Linked DNA regions of Homo sapiens: all the other regions are linked to region 1. The links are chromatin contacts, found by Hi-C or POLR2A ChIA-PET in ENCODE. All regions are on one chromosome and are shown on one strand. Each heading gives the region's core, a stretch centred on a gene start or an enhancer-like site at or near the end of the contact. The rest is flanking DNA. Distances are from core to core; before and after follow the strand shown.

Region 1 (3,598 bases), core at 709-3,208:
GTGGGTATTTCTTTTTCTTTCCTTTCTTCCTCCTTTCCTTTCTTTCTTTCTTAAAGATGGGTTCTCATTATGGTGCTTAGACTAGACTCTAGACCCAATTCCTGGCCTCTCACCATGTTGCCCAGACCAGACTCAACTCCTGGACTCAAGGAATCCTCCCACCTCAGCCTTCAATTAGCTGGGATCAGAGGTGTGCACCACCATGCCTGGCACTGTGGATATTTCTAAGTGATTATTCTTCTCAAATGAACTACATAAAAAACAAAAGATTCATGAATTTACTAATGGTTCTTTGTGATGGATGTGCTAATATAGAGACTAAAATCAAGGCTCCAACCTCTAAAACATTTTTTTTTAAATTCCAGACTTGTTTCCCCATCCCACTGTGCAAACTGAACAAAAACTGGGCTAGCACTCCTGTCTGGAACATGTAATAAGGAAATAAATGTGCTGACTCAGAGAACACAGACATATTTAATATAAAATAAGATAGAAAACTGGCTGAACCAAGTCATAACACAGTCTAAATCCACATATAAAAGATTGAGATGATTTTCTGCTTTGCTTTATTCAAGCCCAATGCTTTATCAGCACAGCCAGCCAAAAATTTACAACCCATACACAGACTATGTAAACCTTTAGTTGCACATACAGTAAGACCAGCAGGTACACACTATACACATTTTTAATTAAAAAAATGACTAACCACTGATTTTGTCACCACACTTAACAACGACCTGATATGGCACAGAGTGATGTGTACCAAACATGGAAATACCAACTTGGGCGACGGTTTGAATCTTGTTAACTTCAGTGCAACCACACCCCCCAAATGCATGTAAAGTTTGCACACATGGTTTTTTCAAGGCCAGCCTGTCTTTGTTTCCCTCTCCTCTGCATTTACCCAAGATCTTGGCTCTGAGACAGAAAACTCCCACTCTCAATTGGTTCATTCCGTCCTATGCAATTAAGCAACACCACAATCCAGTAAATGCAATGGCTCAATTATTTATCTTCTGGCCGACTTTACCAGGTATTTGGAAAAGGACAATGTCAAGAGGTTTATTTCTCTCTCTAGAGCTGGCTTGACGGGTTGATGGGGATTTTATTTTGTCTTTTTTTCTCTTTTTTACAAGGCGGGGACGTGGGGGGAGCATAATTTAACCTAGAAAAAGATGCGAGGGAATTTAGAAAGAGTACCGGTCTGTCAATTTCCCTACAGGAAACTTGATTCTTATGCAATAAAGCCTACCCACGACCAGCCAGCCCGTAAGGCTGCAGGCGACAGACACACCTATTCCTGCCTCCAAAAGGGCACAGCTGTCTCCTGAAGGAGCGGGAACAGGGCAAGCGGAGGAAGTGGCTCAGCGGGAGCCGCCGACCGGGCGGGGAGGAGGCGCTTTCCGACCCCCCACTCGCGCCGGTGATCCCCGTCGGCGTGACAGTCGCTCCGGTGGCCGGAACGTCCCCAGGGCCCCAGGGAGCAGGAAATCGGGGGACTGTCCCTCACTCCTGCCGCCGCAACCGAGTGCGCCCTCGCCCCACGGTGCCCCCTCGAGCGCGTTCTGTTTCTCCGAAGAACGAAACTTCCCTCCAGCGCCCCGAGTCCCTTCCGAGGCCCGCTCCTGTCATCCCGAAGAGTCTTCCCTCAGGGCGACCCTCCGCGTCTCTTCATCTCTCCCGGCCCCACTGCAGCGTCCATCACAACATCCCCAAGGTCCCAGAGGCCCCCTGCCGCTGCGGAGCCCCCGGGTCCCCAGGCCTCCCCAACGGCCCCACCCTGCACCCCCTTCACCTGTTTCTCCGGCAGAGGCCGAGAGGCCGGGGCTGCGCGTGTGCCGGGGACGGGCGGCGAGGCTCCCTCAGGCCGAAGGGCCTCTCCGAGCCGAGGGGGAGAGACAGCGCCAAGCCGGGGTGCCTGTCCAGGATCCGGTTGGGGCTTGTTCCCTCGGCTGCGACGTCGGAACCCCCGGCTCCCCCTCCCAGTCTGCGCCGCCGCAGCTCCGGAAACCGCTGAATTACAGCCCCTTCAGCCAATCCTCGCCCAGCCCCAGCCTGGCCGAGGCACGCCGTCATGCATAATTCATGAAAGGCCAGCTCGTTCGGCCACCCAGAGGTCCCAGTGCGTGTGCGGTACAGCCGAAGCCCCGCCCACTGACCAATGAGGAGAGCAGCTAGGAGAAAGGGCGGAGCCAAGAGGAGACTGATACGCCCCTGTGCTGGCTGTTCCGACAGTTCGGTGCTCCTCCCTCCGCCACAGCGAGGGAAGAGCCGAGGACTTGGGCACAGAAGCCCGGGGGGAGGGAGGGAAGATGACCGGAATGTCCTGCTGAAAACTCAGCTGAGTTCCTGGCAGTGCGTGACGTCAAGGCACTTTAAATGCCCCTGATACAGCTCCCTCCTGCCCGCTCTCCCTTTTCCCGGCCCTTGGCACCACGTGGTGGCGAGGTTGAGAGCCTCTTACCACGCGGGAATCAGCTAGTTAGATAGTCCCCAGGTATCTCCAGATCCTCTGGGGACCCAACTCCTGAATTGGGTTCTGGGGACAACAAAAAGAACATGGGTGACTCCGCCTGCTTTGAACTTCAGTTTCTGCGTGAGCAGGGACACACACACCCGGAAACATGACGTGGAAATAGAGTAATTACTAGAGTGCGTGGGGAGAGGGTAGTGGATTTAACCCCGTACTCCGTTCCATCACTTCAAGCATCAAACGCCGACCAGCTAGCCCATTGGCCCGTACAGGCGAATGCAGAAGACGGTGTATACGAAAGCTGATAACGTGTAGGGCTTGACATTTTTATGCGTCTGAATTGAAATACATGAAATGTTCTGCCTTTTTCTTTTCCACCTTGCCTACTTGGTATGCAAGTTTTACTGAATTGAAGCCAGTGGTTGATAGGAAATGTAGACATTTTGCCTTTCATAATAGAGGATGAACTTTGCATAATGGAGTGATTTCTGTGTATGTGCTGATACTATCAGGGTTTTTAATTTTTATTTTTTTGGGTCTTTAAAAATATGTTATTAATATTTGTGTTTGTTTAATACGAACAGGTATAAAGACAAAAATCTAAAAAGGACCCATTATCTCACTGCTCAGCTAACCCCTGACATATTTTTTTTCAATGAACCTAATACATGTTCCTGTTTAGAAAATGCAGACCGTTCAGAAAGGTCAAAAATATTAAATGAAAATCTTTCCCTACCCCCATCATTCCTTCTCCCCAAGGATAGCTGTTCTTATTAATTTCTAGTGAGAAAAATCAATGACTCTTAACCTTTGAAGGCAGTCACAGATCCTTCTGAGTGTTTGAAGGAGACTAGATTCTAGCCCCAGAAACAATACAAGGTTTTACTCACATGGTTCCCCAGATACCTGAAGCCTGTCTAAGTCTACAGATTCAGACCGCTCGTACCACCTCATATCCAATGAGGGACAGAGGCATCTACAGGGCAATTCATAGGGTCACTGGTGGTGAGAATTGAGAACCTCCTATTGCCCTCTGGTAGACACAGCTCAGTATGGAAATTGCTGTATTTACCTGTAGAGTGTGTGTGTATTGATTAGGCTGTTTATCTACACCACAGGACAGAT
Region 2 (3,598 bases), core at 293-2,792, 460 kb before region 1:
CCTTTGCACATGTTATTTCCTTTTTTTTTTTTTTTTTTGAGACAGGGTCTTGCTTTGTTACACAGGCTACAATGCAGTGGCCCAAACATGGCTCACTGCAGCCTCGACCTCCCACGCTCAAGTGATCCTCCTGCCTCAGCTTCCTGAGTAGCTGGGACTACAGGCACACGCCACCACACCCAGCTCACTTTTGTATTTGTGGTAGAGACAGGGCTTCGCCATGTTGCCCAGACTGGTCTCGAACTCCTGAGCTCAAGCGATCCTCCCACCTCAGTCTCCAAAGTACTGGGATTACAGGCATGAGCCACCACACCTAGCTCTCATTCTCTACTTACGTCTACTGGGCTCCACCATACTCACCCTCAGCTCAAATATTACCCCTCTATGAACATGTCTCTAACCCATCCCAGACCCTGGCTGAATCATTCATTTGCCTGGGTTTCACACCACTTTGTCCTCATCTCCCTCACAGGCACACAGAACTTTTAATTACTAGTTAATATCACTTAAGTGGCCGTTACTTGTTTATACATCTTTCTCCCCTATTAGATAAAACTCCTTCAAGCAGGGACCATATTATTTCTTATATTTTGAATTAAACCTTTTGAGATAATCATAGATTCATATGCAGTTCATAAGAAATAAATACAAAAGAGATCCCATGTACCCTTTTCCCAGTTTCTCCCAATGGTAACATCCTTAAAAACTTTAGTACAATAACACAACCAGAAAATTGACACTGATACAATCCACTGATCTTACTCAAATATCCCCAGTTTTACATGTATGCCGTGTGTGTGTGTGTGTGTGTGCATTTGTAGTTAAAGACATCTTTTTACTATTTAAACTTTAACAATGACATTAGGACGTTTTGGAAGTAACGTAGTAAAGGCAGTTAAGCAAGCTACTTAGGGTATCGTTGGAGCCCAGAAGAAGCACCTAGTCCACTTTTGGAGGAGTGGTGATGGTGAGGGAATGGGGAAGGACGTCAGAATATGCCTTGGTCAAGGCCCGCTACTAGTAGCTGCTCAAATAACTGCGTTAAATTATGTTGAACCCAACGTTATTTTCCATGTTTTCTTATGCAAATCCTCGCATCCCTGAGTGTTCCATTATTTTCATATTTATTTGGCAGGTGGAACATTCGAGGCTGGGAGCCCTTACATGCCCCGCGAGAGGTCACGCAGTTAGGAAGTGACAGGAGCGAAGTCAGCCCAAGTCTGCTGACTCCAAGCCCAGTGCTCTCTCCCCCTAATGGCGGTACGCCGTGCACATATCCTTACCACGTATGCCTCATCCCTATTCGGAACTTTGCCTCCAACCCTCTTCCTGTTTTCTTGGCTGTCTTACAAGGGAGCCTTTTCAGGCAGCAACTCCAGAGAGAACCGCCAGAGCGTGCAACAGCAAACACTAACCAGCCCAGCCGTCAGCCACGCAATCATCACTCCCTGGCCCAGTGCGCGGCAGAACTGGCGCAAGCGCACGCCGGCAGGTTGTACCCAGAATCCGGGCCCTTGCCAGACGGGGGCGGAACCGGAAGTCGCTGTACATCTCATGGTTGCTAAGAAACGGAGCTTCCACAAACCAGATAGAGGTTCTCCAGCTTTTCTTTGATTGTCTCTGCTTTAGCGTCTCTAAATCCGGTCACCATGTCGGACCCCGAAGGCGAGACCTTGCGAAGCACCTTTCCCTCTTATATGGCCGAAGGCGAGCGGCTCTACCTGTGCGGGGAATTTTCTAAAGCCGCGCAGAGCTTCAGCAACGTGAGTCGAGCTCTCAACCTATCCATCACCCCATCACCCGTCACTTTTTTTTTTTTTTTTTTTTTTTTTTTTTGTGACGGAGTTTCGCTCTTGTTGCCTAGGCTGGAGTGCAATGGCACGATCTCGGCTCGCCGCAACCTCCGCCTCCCGGGTTCAAGTGATTCTCCTGCCTCCACCTCCCAAGTAGCTGGGACTACAGGCGCGTGCCACCATGCCCGGCTAATTATTTTGTCTTTTTAGTAGAGATGGGGGTTTCACTGTGTTGGCCAGGCTGGTCTCGAACTCCTGACCTCGTGATCCACCCGCTTCGGCCTCCCAAAGTGCTGGGATTACAGGCGTGAGCCACTGCGCCTGCCCCCTGCCCTCACCTTTTGATTGCAGATAACACTGAGGTCTTGATGATGCCTGGAGGACCCTGTTGTTTCTATTATTCACTGATTTTTGATGGACACACTGCTGTCACAGATAAGCCCTGTGGTTGGCCATTTTCTACCAGTTCCCACTTGCAATCTCCATTCTCTGCGTTAACAGTGACCTTTTCCTCCACTTTTACTTAAATGTTTCATGATTAACCGGCCTCCTTCCACAGAGCAGCCTTACCTTCCCATCATTTGCTGGCAGATTGGATGGGAGGTTGCATGCAGAAGCCTCAATGTCCCCAGCACACCGTTGCTTATAAAAGGTGGCCAGTAAGCAACATATGATTATTATTATCAATTTTGAGACAAAGTTTTGCTATGTTGCCCAGGCTGGAGTGCAGTGGCAAGATCTCAGCTCACTGCAACTTCCGCCTCCCCAGGTTCAAGCGATTTTCCTGCCTCAGCCTAGGGAGTAGTTGGGATTACAGGCATGTCCCACCACGCCTGGCTAATTTTTGTATTCTTAGTAGAGACAGGGTTTCACCATGTTGGCCAGGCTGGTGTCGAACTCCTGACCTCAAGTGATACACCTGCCTCGGCCCCCCAAAGTGCTGGGATTACTGAGGTGAGCTGCTGCACCAACCAGCAACATTATTATAGTAACCCTAGTATAAATTGCATCATCCCACCCTAAGGGGATTGGGTGATGGTTTTTGTTGTTGTTGTTGTTGTTGTTGTTGTTGTTTTGGAGACGTAGTCTTGCTCTGTCTCCAGGCTGGAGTGCAATGGTGCGATCTTGGCTCACTGCAACCTCCACCTCCTGGATTCAAGTGATTCTCCTGCCTCAGCCTCAGGCACACTGCTAAGCAGACTGGATTTTTGTTGTTGTTAAGATGGAGTTTTGCTCTTCTTGCCCAGGCTGGAGTGCAGTGGCGCAATCTCGGCTCACCCCAACCTCCACCTCCCAGGTTCAAGCGATTCTCCTGCCTCAGCCTCCCGAGTAGCTGGGATCCCAGGCATGCACCACCATGCTCGGCTAATTTTGTATTTTTAGTAGAGACGGGGTTTCTCCATGTTGGTCAGGTTGATCTCGAACTCCCCACCTCAGGTGATCCCCCCCCACCTCAGCCTCCCAAAGTGCTGGGATTACAGGCGTGAACCACCCCACCCAGTGCATACTCAATTTTATAGATTAGGAAATATACAGAAGTTGAGCAACATGCCCAAGGTCGCTAAACTAGCAAGTGGCAGAGGAAGGATTCAAAGCCGGGCTCAGACTCCAATGCTGAGGTGCTAACCACAAAACTACACATCTGACATCTGCATAAGGAAACTGTTGTTTTTTTTTTGTTTGTTTGTTTTTTCAGAGACAGGATCTCGTTCTGTCTCCCAAGCTGGAATGTGGTGGCACAATCACAGCTCAATACAGCTTCAAACTCCTGAGCTCAAGTGATCCTCCCACCTTAGTGTTCCAAG
Region 3 (3,598 bases), core at 288-2,787, 290 kb after region 1:
GTACTGACCACCCTCTTAGGCTAACTCCCCTAATCGCAGTGCCCTGCTTCCCTCCCTCCCCCCTCCTCTATATTTATCCACCCTCCGCCTCCGCCAGGTGCTGGCGCCGGCCCCGGCGGCGCAGCCCGCCCCACCCGGGCACCGAGCCACTGGGCCTGCTGGGGACCCCTGCGCGGGGGATGGGAGCCTGACCCGGGCCACAGCACACGGGAGTCTGGCCGCCAGTGTGCAGGAGGGATGGGGGAGGAGACGTCAAGGGATGGAGGTCTCCCACACCAATCGTGCCTCCGTTTCCCCACGGGGAGATTCGACAAAACCAGGCAGCAGCCCAGTGTCCCTCACCATCCATCCCCTCAGGGGTTTCCCAGGAGCCTCACCCGGGAAAGCCGAGAGTTCTGTCCTGAGTGGCAGGGTAATGAGGAGGGGTCCTCAAAGAGCTCCCACCTCCCTCTCCTTGGGGTCCCCGCCACAGACCCCAATCCTGGGATGACTTCTCCCCCTCGTCCAGGTCTCCGCAGCGGGAGCTCTCGCATCTGGCCTCCGCACTTGCGAACTGGGAGCGGAGGGGGACCCAGGCGTTCGAGCCGCCCAGCCGGCCTCGCCACATTCCTCGGCGCTGGCGGAGGCGGAAGGAGACGGGATGGGACGCGGGCCCAGCGGGGAAGGGAGAGGCAGGGCCAGGTCGGGCCACGCGTGACGCCTCCCCTGCCTCAGGGCCCCCAGCAGGTGGATAGCGCCCAGCCTGCAGCGGGAGGCCCACAGGCACATCCCGAGTAGGGCTGCTGCTCCGAGAGCTCCCGGGGGCTTTGGCCCCCAGGCAAAAAACTCTCCCTCATCCCTAGTTCGCCAAGCGCGCAGCGTGTGGCTGGAGGCTGGAGCGGATCAGCGTGACGGCCGGTTACAGCGAGAGTGATTGAGACGAGGCTCCGAACCCCCGGGACTTACCCTCCCGCCGCCCGCTGGACTCGGGGTCCGCAGCTCAAAGGTTTCCTCGTCCTCGTCCTCGTCCCCGTCCCCGCTAAGCTCGCCGTCCCCGTAGTCCCGGTGCAGAAGAGTGAAGCCTCGACGGCAGCAGAGAAGCCACCATAGTCCCCCGGGGAGAGGCATCCGGGCGAGGAGCTGCGGATGGGGGCGCGGGCAGCCGCGGCCGAGCAGTAGGGGGTCGGAGGAACTGGCGGGGCTCCGACCCGAGCAGGGGAAAGATGAGGTGGGAGGAGCAGAAGGGAGAAGAGGACAGGGAGGAGGCAGTGTCCTGGGCTGGGGTGCAAGGGGACGCTAGCCAGACGCTGAGGGGGGCTCAGTGTCTGGGCCCCCGGAGGGGGGAGGGGGAAAAGCGTCCAGGGCCCCGGGAGAGGAGGGAGCAATGTCCGGAGCTGGGAAGTAGTGTCCGTTGGAGTGTCCAGCCCTGTGGGGGGCAGTGTCCGGTGCAGCGTCCGAGGTGGGCAGTTGTCCAAGCTCCAGGGAGGGTCGTGTCCGGTAGGGCGTCCGGTGGCCGGGGCCCGGGCCGCGCGCGCTGCGCTCCCTGCAGCCCCGGGACTGGCGCGCTGGGGGCGCGAGCACAGAGCTGGGACCCCGCCCCCCCGGCCCCCTCCCTCCCGGGGGGCCCCCCCTCTCTCTTCTTTCTCTCCTCCCTTCTTTACTAGGCAGGGTCCAGGTTTCGTCACAGTCTCCTCTGTCCAATCCCTGTGCCTGGCGCCGGGCGCGGCTACCAATCAGACGGCTGAAACCGCGTTGGGTTGCATCATGTGCCCCTGGCTTGGTGACAGCGGGGAGGGGCGGGGAAACAGGGAGGGAGGGGACGAGGCTATGTTAGCCACGCCCCAGTCTCTGAGGTCGGACGCGGGGTGCTAGTGACGTCACGGAAGCCCGCCTTCAGGCTCTTGTTTTAACTCTTGGCTCACCAACCAATTAAAAACCCTGTTGAGGAGTTTTGGCACAGGACAGAGGAAAACCCAACTGCCGCTCTCTGAACCCCTGTCTCGTCTCAGGGTCCCTGAGAAAGGGAAACGCCTTGGCTACTAAGAGGATGTCCAGACCTGCGAGGACACAGCTCTGGAGGTGGCCCTCCACGTCTGGGGAGAAGGAGTCCAGTTTCTCCAGTTTCTCGGTCTGATTCAGCTCTCCCCCACCCTTTTTTTTTTTTCTTCCAGACAGGGTCTCGCTGTCTTGCCCAGGCTGGGGTGCGGTGGAGCCATTATAGCTTACTACAGCCTCGAACTCCTCGGCTCAAGGGATCCTCCCACCTCAGCCTCTCCAGGAGCTGGGACTACAGGCGTACACCACCATGCCTGGCTAATTTTTTAAATTTATTTTTTGTAGAAATGGAGTCTCACTATGTTGCCCAGGCTGGTCTTTAACTCCTGGGCTCAAGCGATCCTCCCAGCTTGGCTTCCCAAAGTGCTGGGATTACAGGTATGAGCCACTGCACTCGGCCTCACCTCCTTTTCGAGGTGAAGGAGTTGAGGCAGGCACTCTGGGAAGGTGCAGACCTAGGCCGGAAATAAAATCGAATATAGAGCTCACAGCTCACCGAACTCAGCTGGGGAGACTGACTTGGATTCTAAGGAATTCTGTGGTCTCCGAATACAGTGGAGGCCTCTTAGGGCTAATATCCTGCGGCTCTGTATAGGAAGGGGTTAACTCAGGCGCTAGGCGGCCGGGGCGGGGCCGCGGCCTCCGCGGGCGCGCGCGCGCGTTGCTGACTCAGCGGCGATTCCAGAGATCTTGGATGGAGGGTTCCAGGTCGGTCCCCAGTGGCTGGCGTGTGGGACCCTTTGAGGATCGGCGCCGTCTCCGGGCCTTCCCTGGATCCTGGCCCCTAGAGGCCGTGGGGGACCCCTTTTCGCCGCTGCTGCGGGAGGCTCTGAGGACTGCTAGCCTGGGCAGGGCTGGGCTGGGCGGGGAGGGGCGGGGAAGGGCGGGACGGGCGGGGCCGTCAGGCCAGCACCTCCCTTGAGACCTCCTCGCCACGCCCCGCCCTTCTCGACCCTAGACTCCAGGCTGGAGCGGTGGGGACAGCTTTGCTGACCGATATTAAACCGCGAGAACTGTCGCACGTGAACACCATCCTGCCCGTTGTGATTGTGTAAAACAAAGACCAGGAATCAATGCGAGCGTGTCTAGGAGGCCATCTCGGCCGTGGCCTCTCTCCACATGAGAGTGGCCTGTACTGAGAGATTACCTAGGAATGGAGATACCACAACCATCTTCCAGGTCTGGATCCCAGGCCCTTGCCTGCAGAGAAGTTTTTTCCCATATCCAACCTCTCTCTTTCCGGCCAGCTCAGTGCATTTCCTCTGACCCAGTCCCCAGAGAAGATGGAGAACAGCAAATATCCCTCACCCCCACCACACCCGTGATAACTACTCTGGAAATTTGCAGATTGCAATCCCTCCTAGGTTTTTCTTCAAGGTGGAAAAACTTCAACTCAAATTTTACAATTCATTTTTTCATTTTTTCTTTCCATCACAGACACTAGGAAGGGATTGTAAAGTGGTTATGAAATCCAAACGCCCACCAAAAACGGGAATCCCCTGCCCCTCCCCCTCCCCCCACACCACGCAAAGGCCCACAGCGTCCCCGACAGTCTGAACATTCC
Region 4 (3,598 bases), core at 811-3,310, 280 kb before region 1:
GGGCAGGCAGGGAGGGAGGGAAGTCCCTGGTGGGTCTGGCAGTGGGAGGCCCACAGGGGCCAGGCTGACCTGCAGGACGTGGTTGATGGCCCCATCGAGTTTGGAGGCCCCGCCAGTGCCTGGGGAGGCTGTGAGACCCAGCACCTGGGGTAGCGGCTGTGCCCTCTGGAGTTTAAGTTCTAGGTACTGGCTCATGATGACGTTGTAGACGGTGTCCTTGTGCGTGTGGTGGCACTCATCCACCACGATCAGGGAGAAGACTGAGGGCACAGGGGGGAAGGCTGTGACCTATGTTTGCAAAGCCCTTCCTCCCATCAGCTTTCAAGTAGTCCCCACAATGATGTAAGAATTCCTTCTTCCCTTCACAACCTGCAGCTGGTCCCAGGATGAGGAGCCAGGCAGGGAAGACTTCTTTCCATTTCACAGATTAGTAAACCGAGGCTCAGCTGGGGAAGGGACTGGCCTAAGATCCTACACGATAGCCCGGCCTGTTTCTACTAGAGTGCCTGCAGGGGTTTTGTGAACAGGCAACCCCTCACTCCCACTAAAACTCCCAACACCTTGACTCCAGGAGGTGCCCTGGGGTTGGCGAAAGGAGGTACCCCAGATGCGTATCTTTTTCCTCCCGGCCATGGCCCTCACCAGTGAGCTCCACGTGCTCCTCCTCCTCGGGGCTGGTCAGTGCCATCTGCAGAAGCTCTGCTGTGCAGATGAGCAGGTCATGGCACCGGGCCAGGTGGCCAAAGCCAGCACGTGGTCCCATGTCCCCACTCAGGGTTGTCACGGTCCAGCGTCCATCCAGCATGCGCCTGAACTCTTCACCATGCTGGGTCACCAGGTGCACCTGGGGGTGGAGAATGAGCTGGGAAAAGAGAGCTGAATCTGGGGCCAGGGGTAGGGAGGCGGTAAGGTGACCCGCAGGACATGGCTGGGTACTGAGCCAGGGTGGAAAGACAGGTGAGCTTAGCGATGGCCACAGCAGCTTTGGAGTTCTGGTGGGGACTGGGAGATGCCTGAAGAGCTAAGACCCTGCTTGGTGGTGGGAGAGCGGGGTAGGGACAGACCACTCACCCTGTTGACCAATACAACCACCTTGGCTCCATCCACAGTCTCTAGGTGCCGCTTGGCCACATAAGCAGCCGCCCGGGTCTTCCCGGCACCCGTGGGCAGCCAGATGATGATATTCTTGCCCTCCAGGGCAGGCATGATCACCTCCCATTGGTAGGACCGAAGCTCCATTCTGGGAATGGCAGGGGACTCAGACCCACCGACTCCTCCACCCCTCCCAACTCCTGGCCAGACCAGTCAGTACAGAGACCTCCCTTTGCCCAGGACTCCACCCCACTTGAGGGAGGTGGGGCAGGACTCCCTCAGAACCCATCAGGACCCTGCTCTGCCCAAAAGGGGGAGGCGGGAGTAACACAGGCTACACCTGCCCCCTGCCCAGCCCAGGACTCACCTGCTCTAGTAGGTAGGTCTGCCCAGGGCAGTCCCACTTAACTCAGCCTGGTGCCACTCTGCTCAGCTCAGAGACCCAAGATGGAAACTGAAACTGAGGGAAGGAGCCAGCTGAGCCGACTTAGGAATCTCCCATCCCCGCCCCAGGAAAAAGAACCAAGAGAAAAGAACCGTTTGTGCTAACAGTCATCGCCAACTGCCGTGAGTACAAACTCCGGTTAAGTACTGCTGCTGCGCCAGCGCCCTGGCAGGCATGATCACCTCCCATTGGTAGGGCCACAGCTCCATTCTGGGAATGGCAGGGGACTCAGACCCACTGGGCCCTCCACTCATCCCAACTCCTGGCCAGAGCAGTCGGTACAGAGACCTCCCTTTGCCCAGGACTCCACCCCACTTGAGGGAGGTGGGGGGGGGGACACCCTCAAAACTCATCAGAAGCCTGCTGTGGCCAAAAGGTGGGGGTGGGGGGGGGTGGGAGTAACACAGGCTACACCTGCGCCTTGCCCAGCCTGGGTCTCGCCTGCACCACCACGTAGGCCTGCCCAAGGCGGCCCTGCTTAGCTCAGCCTGGTGCCGCTGTGCTCAGCGCAGAGAGCAGAAATCAGAAATGGAAACTGAAACTGAGGGGAGGAGCCAGCTGAGCCGACTTACGAATCTCCTATCCCTGCCCCAAGAAAAAGAACCACGTGTGCTAACAGGGAAGCACTCTTTCAGTGCTACAGGATCCTCTACGCTCTGGCCCTTCTGCAGTCAGTTGTAACCACATCCACCCAGGTTAAGGTGAAGGCAGGAGGTTCTGACCCCTGCTGCCCTGGCATCTGGATCAGGAGCAGCCTGGAGGAGGGAGAGGTGGGGGGCTGCAGGCAGGTAGGACCCATCACCCCAGGAGCACAGGACCAGGCCTGAGGCTTGCTGGGGAGAGCAGCCTCCAGTTTGCAAGAGGTCCCTGGGGGCCAAGGTGAGCCTGCTAAGGCTGGGACTACACCAAAGAAACAATCACACAGAGAAATAAAAAGCTTTATTATTCCCTCTAAGGGATTAATGCCAGGGAATGAATGGTCCCCATACCCCCCACCCCTGGGGGAGACTGACAGAACAGTGCTGGACAAGGCATGGCCCCCTTCAGTTTGGGCTGAACTTCCAACCCCTGAAGCCATCACTCAAGCTAAAATGAGCAGTTCTGGTCCTCAGGGAAACAGCCACCTGGGCCAGGCCCAGGAATCCAAGCCTCCAAAGCTCTTGGGGACCAGGCCTGGGGGCCACCACGGCTGGGCAAGGTTCATCCCTGGCCACCAGCTACTCTAGAGGGGCTGGGCCCCAACCCAGGAGACCTCTCACACACAGTGAAGGCTGGGACAGAGCTGCACGCTTGGGGGTGCCTGAAGGTCCAGAAAGAGCTGCAGGATCGGGTCCGGAGGACCCTTGGCTGGAGTGTCTCAAGCTGAGTCGGGTCCGTGGGGCCAGGGCACCCCCTAAGGATCAGATCAGAATCCGAGGTGGAGACATTCCAGGTCAGGGCTGCGGCCCAAAGATGGGCCTACTTGTCAATGAGGCCTCCCTCCTTGAGCTTGAAGTAGAAGAACTTCTCCAGGGCGCTGGCACAGCGGCAGTACTCGCTGTCCGGGGGGTTGTACTCGCGACAGTTGGCGATGACCCGCTGCAGGTCGGCCACAAAGAGCTTCCGGGTCACGTAGTAGCGGCTTCGCAGCCGCTCAGTCATGGTCTTCAGGTCTGGGGCAGCAGGAGACGGAGCACAGCTTTAAGAGGCTGAAGACCACGGCAGGGCTGTCCACCAGGGTGGGCCCCCTGGGGCTGCAGGGCGCAGTGAGGGCAGGAGCAGGTGTGGGGACAGAAGAGGAGGGAAGGGGATGGAATGGAAGGTCCTCACCAATGGGGAAGCGGATGACCTCGTAGTAGTCAGGGGCCTCCGACTTCTTCACAGGCTCCATGAAGGGCCAGGCACTGGGGTGAGACTGGAGAGAAGAGCCGGGCTGGGGACAGCCCTGCTGCGCCCACGCCAGCCCGAGACCACTACCCACCCCACACTGCATCAAGAGGCCACAGCCATTGGTGCAGGGGCCCTGGAAAGGAAACCTGGTCTCCCCACCTTGATTTGGGCCAGCAGGTTTTTGAGGGTTGT

The links. A loop is a pair of places that touch in the nucleus more often than their neighbours do. ChIA-PET counts read pairs that join two places held with the same protein, here RNA polymerase II (POLR2A). Pooled maps may share reads with other maps.
Region 2: a pooled map shows a loop between it and region 1 (7-fold over the local background). The contact joins the promoter of ODAD4 here to the promoter of STAT3 in region 1. A Hi-C loop is called at or near these places in 6 of 50 pooled maps. POLR2A ChIA-PET finds 5 or more read pairs at or near these places in 5 of 52 experiments (A549, CD4-positive, alpha-beta T cell, WTC11 and 2 more).
Region 3: a map of B cell shows a loop between it and region 1 (14-fold over the local background). The contact joins the promoter of PLEKHH3 here to the promoter of STAT3 in region 1. A Hi-C loop is called at or near these places in 4 of 168 maps with a recorded cell type or tissue (B cell, CD4-positive, alpha-beta memory T cell, dorsolateral prefrontal cortex and 1 more), 16 of 37 single-sample maps with no recorded cell type and 13 of 50 pooled maps. POLR2A ChIA-PET finds 5 or more read pairs at or near these places in 2 of 52 experiments (CD4-positive, alpha-beta memory T cell and HEK293T).
Region 4: a map of B cell shows a loop between it and region 1 (2.5-fold over the local background). The contact joins the promoter of DHX58 here to the promoter of STAT3 in region 1. A Hi-C loop is called at or near these places in 2 of 168 maps with a recorded cell type or tissue (B cell and OCI-LY7) and 10 of 50 pooled maps. POLR2A ChIA-PET finds 5 or more read pairs at or near these places in 12 of 52 experiments (B cell, CD4-positive, alpha-beta T cell, CD4-positive, alpha-beta memory T cell and 9 more).

What each region holds. Positions count from the first base shown.
Region 1 is chr17:42,386,484-42,390,081 of GRCh38, forward strand. STAT3 (signal transducer and activator of transcription 3) reads right to left here and starts at 1,959. Exons shown (of 24, transcript NM_139276.3): 1 at 1,796-1,959. RefSeq lists silencers at 1,300-1,379, 1,610-1,889 and an enhancer at 2,410-2,679.
Region 2 is chr17:41,929,075-41,932,672 of GRCh38, forward strand. ODAD4 (outer dynein arm docking complex subunit 4) reads left to right here and starts at 1,543. Exons shown (of 12, transcript NM_031421.5): 1 at 1,543-1,763. The coding sequence starts at 1,650. It also overlaps a transcript of ACLY not described here. RefSeq lists enhancers at 666-1,569, 1,282-1,371, 1,552-1,651.
Region 3 is chr17:42,675,457-42,679,054 of GRCh38, forward strand. It overlaps PLEKHH3 (pleckstrin homology, MyTH4 and FERM domain containing H3), which reads right to left and starts at 1,538. Exons shown (of 13, transcript NM_024927.5): 1 at 946-1,538. The coding sequence starts at 1,107. It overlaps CCR10 (C-C motif chemokine receptor 10), which reads right to left. Exons shown (of 2, transcript NM_016602.3): 2 at 3,433-3,598. RefSeq lists silencers at 39-198, 1,319-1,378, 1,469-1,718, 2,579-2,658, 3,009-3,098 and enhancers at 1,829-1,928, 1,949-1,998, 2,129-2,208, 2,189-2,690, 2,691-3,190.
Region 4 is chr17:42,110,654-42,114,251 of GRCh38, forward strand. DHX58 (DExH-box helicase 58) reads right to left here and starts at 2,061. Exons shown (of 14, transcript NM_024119.3): 1 at 1,952-2,061; 2 at 1,460-1,552; 3 at 1,072-1,240; 4 at 643-844; 5 at 70-260. The coding sequence starts at 1,239. It overlaps KAT2A (lysine acetyltransferase 2A), which reads right to left. Exons shown (of 18, transcript NM_021078.3): 16 at 3,566-3,598; 17 at 3,347-3,431; 18 at 2,458-3,189. The coding sequence ends at 2,996. RefSeq lists enhancers at 1,569-1,668, 1,909-2,428.